2 separate regions of the Homo sapiens genome follow, and region 2 is linked to region 1. The links are chromatin loops, found by intact Hi-C in ENCODE. Cell type or tissue: mammary epithelial cell. All regions are shown on one strand. Links, peaks and the distances in the headings refer to the core of each region. The heading gives the core; the rest is flanking DNA.

Region 1 (2,822 bases), core at 35-2,534:
CGGATCACGAAGTCAGGAGATCGAGACCATCCTGGCTAACATGGTGAAACCCCGTCTCTACTTAAAATACAAAAAATTAGCTAGGCGTGGTGGCGGGCGCCTGTAGTCTCAGCTACTTGGGAGGCTGAGGCAGGAGAATGGCGTGAACCCGGGAGGCGGAGCTTGCAGTGAGCAGAGATTGTGCCACTGCACGCCAGCCTGGGCGACAGAGCAAGACTCCGTCTCAAAAAAAAAAAAAAAAAAATCAAGGACAAAAATGAAAAAAAAAATACTTTCAACCTCAACTGTGTTTCTGAAAAGACTAATGTATTTAGAGATTATTTTCTTTTTGATTAGAAGGCCCATCAAAAATATGGCTTCTGTTATCAGCTATTGTGTTTTAAGCAATGTAAATTATAGATAGCATTTAGATAAAAACTAGTGACTCAAAATTAAAGCATTTATATTTAAATCCAAATGATGATAACAAATATCCAGATAAGCCTACTTAACATTTCTCTGATAATAAAAGCTAAAATATCCTGGTAATTTACAATCTAAATATAATTAAATAAATAAACCCATCTAAATAAACCCAGTGAGATAATCAACCAACCCATCTGGATTTGGAGTCAGTTCTAAGCAAAGCTACTCTAGAGCCATTTTATTTTAAAAATCCTTTTTTTTCTAAAATATATTATGGACCAACTGATGTTTATCACATTCATTTGTACAAGAATTATTATAGTAGAATGTACTGAATTCATTTGTATGCTACAATCTTAAGGCATTGTCAGTAAATTATGCATTGTTACATGCATTTTAAAAATAAATTATTCCAAGAGTGTTTTTAATTGATCTAAGGAATTTAAACGTTGTAAAATTTCTAATTATCTTGAGGTCTGCTATTTATGAGATTCATTATGAAATTCTTAGATCTGAATTCTCACTGTAATTTGAAAAATAAACATAACTCACCAGAAATACAAGTAACTCCAAAATGAATGACTGCTGTAGACTGTAAATTCCTAAGGACTGAAAGGCAAATGCACTTCCTGCACTTTCAGATAGGTGTCAGCCTTGTCAACAGGTTGCAAGTTATCAGTAATTATTTACTCAACGCTTACTTTGTTCTATGAAAGATGAAATTTTAAGATACTGCGCTCAGGAAACGTGGAATCAAGGCAAGATCCAGGAATAACAAGCCACCTAAGGGATTGGCTTGCCATTAATTTGTTCCATGTAAACCACAAATTTTCTAAGCTTTAGTTAATTCTTACCTGTAAAATGAATAGACTGAATGAATGAGAATTATCCTTCAAGTTTGAACTCTGGTGTCGTTTTCTCCACAAGGCTTGCTGTGATCCCCTAGGTATCTAGATCCACGGTGTGCTTCCCACCGTGGCAGCCATCACCTTCCTGAGGTTGCTGTTTGTTCCTAGTTCCCCACTACCTAACGGCCCCTCAAATGAGCTCTAAAAGCAGAGACCTATCCGTGTTGGTCACCAAATTATCCTAGTACTCAGTAATTATTCATTGAATGAATAATTTCTTATACTGTCTAGAAATAATTTAAAATTCTGTGATTCTACATAGTTTAAGATTCTACATCGTTTAAGAATTTACATAAAATTTTGCCTCCTTTATTCCTTAGCAAGTAATTTTTTATTCTTGCCAAATTCTTACTTTTAAATGGATTGCCTTCATGTCAGGGTCCACTATCTAGGGTCCCTAGCCAAGACCTCAAACATCATTCATGTGAAAAGCTATATTAAAACTACTTGTTTTTAAAAAATTTTCTTTAGGCCAGGCATGGTGGCTCATGCCTGTAATCCTAGCAATTTGGGAGGCCAAGGCAGGTGGATCACCTGAGGTCAGGAGTTCAAAACCAGCCTGGTCAACATGGGGAAACCCTGTCTCTACTGAAAATACAAAAATTAGCTGGGTGTGGTGGCGTACGCCTATAGTCCCAGCTACTCAGGAGGCTGAGGCAGGAGAATCGCTTAAACCTGGCAGGCAGAGGTTGCAGTGAGCTGAGCTGGCACCACTGTACTCCAGCCTGGGCGACAGAGTGAGACTCTGTCTCAAAAAAAAAAAAAAAATTTCTTTAGTAGAGACAGGGTCTCGCTCTGTTGCCCAGGCTGGTCTCAATTGCCTGGGCTCAAGTGATCCTTTTGCCTCAGCTTCCCAAAGTGTTGGGATTACAGATGTGAGCCCCTGTGCCCAGCCAAAACCCTTGTTTGAATATGATTCTCTGTCTCTCCACTATGTGGGAAGATCCTTAAGCTACACGTGTGGTTTGCATTTGTTCCCAATACCGAACAGAGGATCTGACATATGGTAGGGATAAGAGTTGAGTGGAAAGATGGATAAGGACATCATAATAATTGAAAAGAAGAGAGAGAAAGGCTTGGGCTTAGTGCTAAGCATGGGAGAGAGGTAATAAAACCACGGGAAAATTACTGCAAAGGAAGAATAAGCAGTGCCCACTAACAGACTAATTATGCATAGGAAGAAGACAAATATTCTATGATTTCTAACTTAAAATACTAATTATATAATTGACAAGAACAGGAAATTGGAAAGTAAAATAAAATAAATGAATGAAGCTAAAGAGCAGCATAAAGTTCTTTTGGGGGGAATCAGGAGTTAGGAGGGTAGGAAGATGACCTTCAGGATAGTCAGGAAGATGGTCAATGTTATCAGAAGAACATCCAGGCATAACCATCCTGGGATCAACGGAAAAGCAAGGCAGGAGGCTAAGGGAGAGGTCAGAGCTAGAGATAGGCATGGTAGTTGCAGAATTTCAGTACTGAAAGAAATCTCTGGAAGACATGAAGGCC
Region 2 (2,822 bases), core at 214-2,713, 220 kb after region 1:
TGGGCTCCCTCACCCCATGTTTCCTCTCTTTGTCCTCTTCCTTTGCTTCCTTCACAGCACTCCTTCCAACCTGCAATTTATTACTTTTATTTTTTTATTTTAAAAATAGAGACAGGGTCTTGCTATGTTGCCCATGCTGGTCTTGAACTCCTGGCCTCAAGCAATCCTCCTGCCTTGGCCTCCCAAAGTGCTGAGATTACAGGTGTGAACCACCACACCTGGCCCAAACTGCAAGTTTTAAATTTTCCATTTTTCAACTCTTTTCACCACTAGAACACCAGTTCCAAGAGGGCAAGAAACAGGCTTGTCCTGTTCACAGCTGTGTCCCTAACACCTATCAGTGTGTAACAGTGGCAGGGGCTCGGTGAATATGACTTGCAGATTCACCTACCCCACCCGAGGAGATGGCCCTATTCCTCCAACTCTCATTTAACAGAAACTTTCTGCAAAAAAAAAAAAAAAAAGGAATCTGTAAGAGTCATTTTTTGAATGTTAATATTGCCTTTTTTCCTACTCTAGGAAGTGACATTTACTATTACGCTAAATATTCTTTGCTATGAGTGTTCAAGTCATTCACAATTTTCTTACTCCTATAAATGCAGCATACGTAGCCCTCACCTCCCTAAGACCAAGGGCTCCAAGCTCATTAATGGATAAACTCAACTGAGTTAAACTCCCACATGAATCCCCAGATACTGCTTTTGCCAAAGAGTCATTTCCAGGACAGGTCTTAAATGTTTAGAGACATAAAACACACACTCTTACACACACTTAAAGCCTTGCAGTAATTAATGATACAATCCATAAGGAACCCCCTCCAACCATCCCTGCAATGTGCAACTGAAGTCACACAAGTCTTAAGTTGAAATAGGACTCTATCCTTGTATTTACAGGCCTCAGGTCCCATTTGTCAGTGACAGCAATTGGTTAATGTTTTCAGAGTTAGGATTCTGGAATGTTTTGATAAAGAATAAACAAGGTATATGAAGGGATATACTTTTCTCCTTTAAGCCATCTACAATACTTGGTTCTTTTTGATTCTGAGATGTTAATATCATTAAAGCAGTTACTGATTCATCTCTGAATCACCTTTGGAGCTGAGACTGAATTTAACTGACATCCCCAAGCCTCCATCAGTGGTGGGAGGAGGAAGACACAGGCTGGCTGGTGTTTGGATGTGGGCCAGTTTAAAGTGAGCCATCACACGGAAACTGTGGACATGCTGCTGAGTGACTGCTAAGGGCACTGGGAGTCTTTCCAGCAATGATGAGTAGGAATTCTGAAAAAAGCCTTTAACTTTTTGATAGTTCCAAAACCCCTGTAAGCTAAGTAATAATATACTACCTTTGTGGAATGATTTACAATTTACAGACATGTGATCTCATTGAGTCCATTCTCCCACTCTCTCGGAGACACTATGAGGTAAGAGAACCACCATTTTGAGATAATACCGGAGCAGCCGGGAAAACTCCACCACGGGTGATGGATGACTGAGGGTTGACTGAGCCGCTCGACCTCCCCCTCACTGTGGGCTTTTGTGATTAATTCACCTACTTGCTTAGGAAGTTGCTTTCCATCTGAGAAAATTAAAAACACCACTCTCTGGACAGGAATGTGGGATCATAAATGAGAAGCAAATAGAAAAGATTTATACAAAAGCACAAGCTCAGCAAAAGAGAAAACTCAGAAATTGCTAATATGGTATAAATCAAATAAAGGCTATTAGCAAACCCCTGGTAATGGGGGAAAAAAAAGCCTTTTAAATGATTTGTCGAGCTCTTAACAATACCATTTCTACCTACGGTGTTCAAATATCTCTGGGGCGATCTGGCTTGCATTCTTCAGCACTGCCATGAAGACTTTCCAATTGGAAAGGATTTAGATAAAACCATATAGAGTGCCAGAAAATATGCCTTGCTATTGTGCCTTCAGAATTATATAATTTTTAGAGCTGTAGAGTCTTCATCATCTGTGCATTCCTCCCCACGAGCACAGGGGTCAAAAATATTTGTTTAATATGTGAACAAGTGGGTGGAGAGACAGATGGAAAGAAAGGAGGAAGGAAGGGTGGATGGGTGGATGGATAGATGGTTGGATGGGTGGATGAAGACTGACTCACTCATCTTATTGATGAGGAATGTAAGAGCCAGGGGGTTACTAAACTGCCTATATTATTTTAAAAAATGGTGTGAGAATTGGGACAACCAGATCTCTTCAAGTCCAGTGTTCTTGATCTAGGTTTTCCTCTCTTCCATTGGTTTATCAATAATTAAAAAACATTAACAATATTAACAATATGATCTTCTTAGTCATGGGAAACCATTTCTGGAGGCCCATAGGCTAATGTATTTGTGCCCATCTGATGATCAGGGAAATTAGACACACAGTGCATTTTCTATGGCTATGAGTTCATTGAGAGTGAGAAAACACGAAGGCCACTCAGTTGCACATCAGTCTCCTGCCAAACTCACTGTCTGAAAGTCACCCAGCGTGTGGCCCAGCATAGCGATCAGGGCTTGTGAAATGTTGGAAACAGAAGGCATCTATAGGCCCTTGGCCCAACCTTATACCCTAAGAAGGAAATCCTTGCCCCAAATGTCCAGCAAACAATTACTGTGCTTCCTCTCAGACACCTTTAGTGACTAGGAACATATTACTTTTTAGGGTGGCCTCCCTTTTGGAGAGACACACATGTTAGTATCTTGAGTTTTGCAATATTTCATTTCCTATCGGTTAGTACTTTGACTTTGTGTACAGATCCTTGGTTTCTGTCATTACACACTCACAAAGCAACTTCCTCAACAAAGTCTTGGTGACTCCCT

Evidence for each region. Peaks named below come from ENCODE experiments on the same cell type or tissue, not always from the same donor. Only the 100,000 strongest peaks of a DNase experiment are listed, where the experiment ranks them.
Region 2: a loop joins it to region 1, with 4 times the contacts of the local background. A loop is called at or near these places in 5 of 110 quality-filtered maps.

Annotation. Positions count from the first base shown.
Region 1 is chr10:125,867,511-125,870,332 of GRCh38, forward strand. All of the region lies in intron 1 of DHX32 (DEAH-box helicase 32 (putative)), which reads right to left. Among named protein-coding and RNA genes, the nearest start is that of DHX32, 12 kb to the right of the region's middle. In mammary epithelial cell, for the core only: a CTCF peak has its summit at 1,045; no DNase peak of the experiment used is centred there.
Region 2 is chr10:126,089,866-126,092,687 of GRCh38, forward strand. All of the region lies in intron 11 of ADAM12 (ADAM metallopeptidase domain 12), which reads right to left. Among named protein-coding and RNA genes, the nearest start is that of FANK1-AS1, 120 kb to the left of the region's middle. In mammary epithelial cell, for the core only: no CTCF peak of the experiment used is centred there; a DNase peak (open chromatin) is centred at 1,166; H3K27ac peaks cover 632 bases.